2 separate regions of the Homo sapiens genome follow, and region 2 is linked to region 1. Evidence: chromatin contacts called from ENCODE Hi-C data. All regions are on one chromosome and are shown on one strand. Each heading gives the region's core, a stretch centred on a gene start or an enhancer-like site at or near the end of the contact. The rest is flanking DNA. Distances are from core to core; before and after follow the strand shown. Region 1 overlaps ZNF365 (zinc finger protein 365). Region 2 overlaps JMJD1C (jumonji domain containing 1C).

Region 1 (4,142 bases), core at 12-2,511:
ACTTTAACTAGCAGCAAACGAGTGGCGGGCCCATGTGAATGCATCCCCAGCCCTTTCATGGTTCTTGCTTATGGTTTAGGTCCTTTGGGATGGAGTATTCTGGAAATACACCACAGGAAAATGGTTACTACTTCTTATTTCCAACATTAAGGCTTCAATTCATTTGGAGTCTGAGAATCCAAATTTCTACAAGCCTGTTGTAGAGATTTCCTGGGAGATATTTAGGATAACTGAATGATGCAACTGTCTCCAAACTGTACTTACAGGGCAAACAACCAAAAGTTAAAAAAAAAAGTACCATTTTTAAAAATTCATTTCGGTCAATATTTCCTACATCTTATTATGGAAATGGTTCACATATATTAAGGAAAATATAAAAATTGACCTTTTGGAGGATTCAACTGGGCAGGGACAGAATCAGCTTTTGTTCTCTGTTCTAAGTCCAGCACTCAACACATTTGTGTTTGACACACAATATTGAATAAGTATTTGTTGTAATTAATGTTTATAAAGGACAAGGAAGAAACTAAAAATGACCCAAAATCCCACCACTCAGAAGCAACTACTGTCAATATCCAGTATATTTTTTTCCTGTCATTTATCTCTGTGCACATTTACCATTCCAGGGCTTTCATGCTATACAGTCTAGCATATGCGAAGACAGCAACATTTGATGGCTTAATCTCAGGGGATTAGCATCACAAAAGCAAGAGAACAAATTTGAATGCAACACCTTTTATGATTGTGGCTGTATTTTTCAATCACATATTTTGCCACTGTTTCTACATGAAACTTTTAAAAATTAATATTAATGCTGATATTAATTTTTAATATTAATTTTAATACGCTCCTGGAATGTTATGCCATGTCACAGAAAAGAAGGATCTTTTTTCTAACTTCTCTCAACCAATTATCTTGTGCCCTGAAGCTGAGAAGTTAATACCTTCTGTATTTTTCAACCAACCTGGCACAAACTGCTAACCTAATTTCAGTTTGTAGATGTATTACATCAACTAGGGTGGAAAAAAACAGTTAAAACAAGCTTGATGGTATCCTATGATTTTGTTTTAAAAGACAGGTTAAACACAAGAGAAAGACTGGAGAAGTTCATCATACTGAGATTGTGTAGGGTATCTTTGTTAGATGAAAAAGGGATCAAAACCAAGTGACTAATTGTGGAATATCATGTGTGTACATCTCAGATCCACCGTTCATTCACATCCTGTTCAGTCTGGATGAATATCCAGAACCACCTCTTATTTCCCCAAAGAATCTTGGGGTTTTTCTGAATGGAAAAGAAAAGGGGTTAAACACATTGCATTTGTAACCTCTTTCATAATTACACTCCAAACAATAAAATATCCATTCAAAGTGCAAGACAGACCAATAGATTTCAACGTAAGAAAGTACAAAATGTTCACTGATATGGTTTCAGATCCCACATTGCAATGACTCTTTAAGAAACTACCAACTGTCACATTTGGCACAGCATCAAAGCAAAATATCCATGATTATCTGAGAAGGCTATTAAAATACCCCTCCATTTCCTACTATGTATCTGTGGGAGACTAGATTTTCTTCATCTGTTTCAACCAAAACAACAAATTTGCAACAGACTGAATGTGGAACTACCAAAGTCCAGCTGCCTTCTATGAAGCCACACATAAACTTTTAAAACAATACCGCTCTTTTCACTAAATTATTTTTGGGAAAACAGTTATTTTTCATAAAAATATGTTATTTACGTTAGCATATAATGGATACATGTAGTGAGAGAGTCAAACAATGAAAGAAGGAAATACCGAAATAAACACGTAATTACAAAGCTAGTTAAAAGTGACTAAGAAGAAGAATAATATGATGCTATCGGACAGAACAGTAGAAGACTTGTGTGGTTTTATTTCTGGTTCTCAACCCTGTGACTCAGAATACAGTGTGAAAGCTGGAAGGCCAGATGAGAAGATAAGGGCCAACCTGAGTGAAACTCAATCAGGGTGTGGGTGCAGACCAGTGTTGGGGAAATTTAACTGGTTCTAAGCCACTTCCGGCCCCATCTTCGACTTCTTCTTTATTTAAAAAAAAAAAAAAAGGCCAAATATTATTAAATCAGAGGTTTTAGGCTTCAGTAGAAAACATGCTTATTTAAAGCAATATTTGACACTAAAAAAAAAAATACCAGTACAATATAAGAAACTGACCTTGAAGCTCATTATTATGCAGAATGATTTCCAGATCTGGAAATCTGTCAGATGGATAGGTATCCAGAAACCAACACAGTAGAAGAGGAGCAATGAGGGAAAAAGCCCTTTCCAGAGAGCCAAACCTTCAGTTATATCCATTCACACATGCGTTCATTAATTTACAGGATGACCATATGGTCTGAAAAATAGATAATATTATTTCATTTTTTACAGATGGAATCCTCTCAGTTACTTCTTCTGAGATGGGTTAAAGACAGGTTAATTCAGAAAAATCAAAGACATGCTATCATGTGACCAATACACCCTAGAAGCATGTGCAGAGAGTAATGGAAATATGCGTTCACGCACTGTGGTGCTCACTGCAATTTTGCACAGGCATTGAACTATGCATTTTAATGAGTGACAACACGTTGATCCTATCATGTATTATAATCTACTATCAACAAACCATTTCTTATGTCTATTTTAACTTCCTTCATTTTTGCACTGAGCCACACTTACTTTTGGATATGCTGTTCCCTCTGCCAGGGTCATTCCTCCTCCTCTTCCCAAGCCCCCACAATTAATTATCAATTAACTATTCCTCTAACCTCAGACTCTCTTGCCAGGGAGTATTCTCAGACACATGCCCAGGTGTACATGACATGGCCTACTGTGTTTTCCACAGAAGTTTGTACCTTATCACCATGCACATCACAATGAACCAGTGTGCCATTTCCCCATTTGACCATAAAATCAGTGAGTTCAGGGACCTTGTGTGCTCCTTCACTGTCTGCAAGTACCCCCTGTACCTAACCTGAGCCCAGCACACAATACAGGATTAATGCATTTCTGCTGAATGCATGAAATGTGCAACTATATCTCTACTCGAAAATCATTAACCAACACAGAGATCCTTAAGTTTCTTTTTTCCTTTTTCCAGACAAGTACTGGGGCATAAAACCAATGAGTAACCTACGGGTACCTCCTACAGGAGTAGGGGGTGGGATCTAAAACTGATGCCTCTCTTCTATTCTTAAACACTTTAACATCAGCTTCTCCTCCCAAAGGCGAAGCTCTACCAACTTATTTAAATTTCACTTTACATGACTGATTTATGAACCTCTTCAGAGGAATATGAAACGGTAAAAATACCTCCAGCTAAAAATAGTCTAGCTATTGATCACAGAGCACCTCAGACAGACCATAACGTCAACCACAAGGCAAATCCCAAAGCAGGAGTCGACCACCTCCGAGCACAGGGAGCTTGGCTGCAAACCCATAGCATGGAGTCGGCTCCTGCGCTCTCTTTCCGGCACCACAGGCCTGAATCTGCAACAACTGCACGTCTTAAGGCATGGCCCATCTCTACTCTTGTTGGCCCTTAACGCTAATGAGAAAATCAAACTATTCTCATTGGTTGTAAGTTGACTAATACTATATTCTGAGTCCCAAGGGCCTAGAGTGGGGATGTGATAGGAGGCAGGGGAGTGGAGAAAAGAGAATATGCAGAGATAGAAATTGAAAACTTTCCTGGGTTTCCGAATTTTACCATGTGCCAACCCTGAGAGGATATGCTTGACACGTCATTTATTCTATATGAGTTTCTAAGTCTGCAAGGAACACATCCTGAAAAGAGAGGACCCCATTTATATGCACGAACCAACAATGTGGAGCAAACAGACCCTTCTCCACCCCGCTGACCTCTATATCCAATGTGATTTTTTCTTGGCCTGCTTTCTAGCTATGAATCAGTCTGGACACTACATTGCTTAGTCGCTGCTTTAGCTGATCAAAAAATGGGAATGAATTAAATAGCAAGAGGATTTGGTTGTGCAAAGCAAGTTACCAAATCAGATTTGCCTTTTAAAGGCCAGCATTCCAAGGTCAGCTCTGGAAAAAAACCTAAATGGGCATTACCTAGCTCAGGCCACCCCCTCTATGTCTCATTTGTCATACACC
Region 2 (4,366 bases), core at 1,670-4,169, 790 kb before region 1:
CTTACTGAGTAGACTCAGATTTTGAGTAATCATACCTTGACTGTAGTTGGCATATACTCTGAAAGAAATTTATATATCAACCTGAAATAATTGGTTGAAACCCTTTGCTCAGGTACTTTTTAAACTTCGTAATTATGGAAATTTGTTTTAAGAAATGTTCAGTGCTGATACATCATCTTTCTGAAAGGATGTAAGTTCTGTCTGTGATCAATGTGAAGTAAAAGAGTTACAGCCTTTTTTGTACCATTTTATCCCTGAATACTTACCTGTATTTTAATCTGAAGTATGATCATTTGTGCCTTCTAAAGCAGATTATTTAACTGATTAAAGAGTCCCTTGAAATTGATTTTTCAAGTGTTAGAAGGTTAGCCATGTAAAGGTATTTATACTTACCTCAAAAAAGGATCAATAAATGTTTATGAAATCCATACATATGAATGGTTTGGCTTTTGGTAAAAAAAAAAAAAAAAAAAAAATACCCTGTTCCTCATCCATGTGCTATACTTTTGAAACAGTTATAAGGAAGGAAACCAGATAGATGGAAACTTCATAGTGGAAGGAGGTGGTGAGAAGGAAGTAGTAAACTGTTAAGAGCATTTCAGCATTGCTGTATTGTTTTAATATTCTTTGGCTTTCCAAATTATTGCAGAATGTTATTTTTTAACTGAAGAAGCTCATTCAGTTGTTCCATTGATTCTGAGAAGAAAAGATTTGTTATTACAAATAAAATTGAAATTTAACTGAACAGGATTTACCATTTCCTTACTTAAATTGGAGTGTCTATTTTAATTCATATTTCAGATTTCAAAAGAACAAGGCCTTGAAGTTCTACCAGAACATGATCCAATACGTGACCAAAGTTGGTATGTGAACAAAAAGCTCCGTCAAAGGCTGCTTGAAGAATATGGAGTCAGAACCTGTACTCTTATTCAGTTCCTTGGTGATGCTATTGTTTTGCCAGCGGGAGCACTTCATCAGGTATATACAAACTTATTTCTAACATATTTTTTACTGACTGAAAGAACTAGTTTTGAAAAAAAAATTGCTCTTAGTATAGATATAAATGGAAGAAGATGCAAATAAGAGAATTACCTGCACCAGTCTGCCTTTATTAGAATGACATCTCAGTGCTTGCAGAAATCTCACATAATTTCCTTAAGATTTTAAATTGTTTTAACATGAGCCAGATTTCTATTTGTATACTGTCTCCGATTTAATAGATCGAAATCTGATTTTTAAGCCCTCCTGGTGACATGTATACCTCTGAATAGTGAGGCTTAAAAGCATGGGGGGACACAGTATACAGACTTTTTATCAGGCTTTAAGCATACCTCCTACCTTTCTTCAGCATGCTAGCATATCAGGGGCCTGTCTAAAGAAAGATGGTATGTAATTTATATAACTGTTGATCCACAAAACATAAAAACTAAAATAAATACCTAGTTTAAAATACCTAATTTTTCCAGCACCGGGAAAAATGGCATAGAATAGATGCAGTGGTTATGGAGGGTGGGATTAAAAGTACACAGTGGATTCCTATAGGTGGAATGGGGCTACTACAGCCCAGGTTAACCCTTAAAATTAACAAGGTGTACCAGGGAAACCAGAAAAAACTCAAAAGCTGCTTTGCCTCAACAGTTGGTTCTCCACCTTTTCCACTGCTAAGTAATTGAGATGTAGCTGATGTATATTAGTTTACCAAGGAAACTTTCTCACATTTTATATAAGTATAGTCATTGACTGTTTTAGCATTTATGGCACTCTTCCATACAAATACTACTTAGGTGATAATAATTGCTTAGCTTTTAGGATGTGTCAGATTCAGGGTCAGATTTATCATTATTAGATCTCAAATGGCATTTATGATACAGTAGTAAAATACAAATGTCATAATAATAAATACCTTTTTCTCTATGATAATTTCCTGGAAAAAATGTATTTACATTAAGTGGTTATATTTTCCCATGGACTTATGATTATTTCAGAGATGTCATATTATTTATGTTTCATGTTTAATCTGGGATTCACCCTATACACCATTTCTTTGACTTCTAGACTCTTAGCAGAAAATAGCTAATCTGTATTCAAATGTAAATGCTCTCAAAAGAAGAGCCTATTTAAGAGACTAGTATTATAAATCTTTTTGTACATAGGAATAATCCTTTGATAATACAAAGTAGATTCCCTTGAAGATCTTTATTCACATATTGAATTTATCCAATGTCAGTTTTTATAAAGTTAACCTAGGTAGTGTAGTCATTTTTGTAAATTGAGATATAATTTGCATATAGTGAAATTTACCTTATTTAATGTATAATTCTGTGAGTTTCAACAAATGCATAGTTAGGTAACAACATAATCAAAATGTAGAACAATTCCATCACTCCGAAAAAATTCCCTCTTGCAGTTTTTTTTTTTGTTTTTTGTTTTTTGTTTTTTTGAGACAGAGTCTTGCTCTTGTTGCCCAGGCTAGAGCTCAGTGGCGCGATCTTGGCTCACTGCAACCTCTGCCTTCCGGGTTCAAGCGATTCTCCTGCCTCAGCCTCCCGAGTAGCTGCGGATTACAGGCATGCACCACCACGCCTGTCTAATTTTGTATTTTTAGTAGAGATGGGGTTTTTCCACGTTGGTCAGGCTGGTCTCGAACTCCTGACTTCAGGTAATCTGTCTGCCTTGGCCTCCCAAAGTGCTGGGATTACAGGCATGAGCCACCATGCTCGGCATCCTCTTGCACTTTTATAGTCAGCCTCTTCCCACCCAAAGTTCCTGCAACTAATCTGCTTTTTTGTCCCTATAGTTCCTCTTTTATGAGTATGCTGTAAATTTGGACTCACACAGTATGTACCCTTTAAGTCTGGCTTTTCTTAATGTATTTGAGATTCATTCCTATTGTTGTATTTATCAGTTGATTCTTTTTTTATTGCTGGGTAGTTGTATGAATATTTTTTTCATTTTTTAAATCCGTACATTCACCAGCTGAAGTACATTTTGGTTTTTTCCACTTTGGGGCAATAATAGATAAAGCTATCATAAACATTCATATACATGGTTTTATGTGAACAAAGATTTTTATTTCTGTTAAGTAAATACTGAATGGTGGGATTGCCTGGTGATACTATAATGTATGATTAAATTTAAGAAACTGCCAGACTATTCTCTAAATTGGTTGTTCCATTTTCATTTCCCAGTGCAGGGTTATGTGAGTTTCATTTCCTCTGCTTCCTCACTAGTGCTTGTTACTGTCAGTTTTGTTTTTAGACCATTCTAGTAAGTGTACAGTGGTGTCTCATGGTGGTTTTACTTTGTACTTTCTTAATGACTAAACATTGGGCATCTTTTTATATCTTCATTTGCCATCTGTATATCTACTTTGGTTAAATATGTGTTCAAATATTCTGTCTATTTAGCTGCTTTTTTTCTTACTGAGTTTTGAGTGTTTTTTGCCAATTTCTGATAATGTCTTTTATCTGATAATGTGTTTTACAAATACATTTTCCTTTCCTGTAGCTTCTCTTTTCAAAGAGCATTTTTTTTTCATTTTTCCATTTTTTAAAAGACAGTATCTTGCTCTGTTGCCCAGGTTAGAGTGCAGTGGCACAGTCATAGCTCACTGTAATCTCAAACTCCTGGGTTCAAGTGATCCCCCCACCACACCCTCCTGAGTAGCTAGTACTGTAGATGGACACCACCATGCCCAGCTGATTTTTTAATTTTTTGTGGAGATGGGGTCTTGCTGTGTTGCTCAGGCTGGTCTCGAACTCCTAAGCTCAGGCAATCTTCCTGCCTTGGCCTCCCAAAGTGTTGGGATTGTAGGCATGAGCCAACCCACCTGGCTGGTTTTTTCCATTTTGATGAGGTCCAGTTGATCAGTTTCTCTTTTATGGATGGTATTTTCATAGTATCTACAAAATTGTTGCCTAGCCCAAGATCACTCAGATTTTCTCCTCATTTTCTTCTAGAACCATTATAGTTTGAGGTCCTACATTTGGGTATGCAATGTAGTTCATCTTTGTATGTAGTGCATAGTATGGAGCGAGGTTCAATTTTTTGCATATGGGCATTTGGCTGTTCCAGTACTATTTGTTGAAAATACTACTTTTTAATGTTTTTCTTTTGAAAATGTAATACATAAACAGAAAAATTCAAAAGTATAAAAAGTTCACGGTGAAAATTCAGTATCTCACATTTTTCCCCCAGTTCCTTTTTTCCAGATGCAATCATTGTTACCCCAAAGAGATTCCATGCTTACACTTGTGTCCCTGCTGCTACTTTTTTGGGAACAGTGGTCTTTTAGTAGGCTCAAAGTGACCTTGTTAAAAAGTTAGGTTGGTTTACATATCCACACTTCCCCCTCTGTCTCACTGCC

What was found. A loop is a pair of places that touch in the nucleus more often than their neighbours do. Pooled maps may share reads with other maps.
Region 2: a pooled map shows a loop between it and region 1 (10-fold over the local background). The contact joins two enhancer-like sites. A Hi-C loop is called at or near these places in 3 of 50 pooled maps.

Annotation. Positions count from the first base shown.
Region 1 is chr10:62,382,055-62,386,196 of GRCh38, reverse strand. All of the region lies in intron 2 of ZNF365 (zinc finger protein 365), which reads right to left. Among named protein-coding and RNA genes, the nearest start is that of ZNF365, 9.8 kb to the right of the region's middle. RefSeq lists an enhancer at 1,382-2,581. Within about 2 kb of position 1,261, at least 5 of the 41 ENCODE cell types and tissues checked have a DNase peak (open chromatin) inside an H3K27ac peak, as active enhancers do.
Region 2 is chr10:63,172,909-63,177,274 of GRCh38, reverse strand. It overlaps JMJD1C (jumonji domain containing 1C), which reads left to right. Exons shown (of 26, transcript NM_032776.3): 24 at 802-978. Among named protein-coding and RNA genes, the nearest start is that of NRBF2, 42 kb to the right of the region's middle. Within about 2 kb of position 2,919, at least 2 of the 41 ENCODE cell types and tissues checked have a DNase peak (open chromatin) inside an H3K27ac peak, as active enhancers do.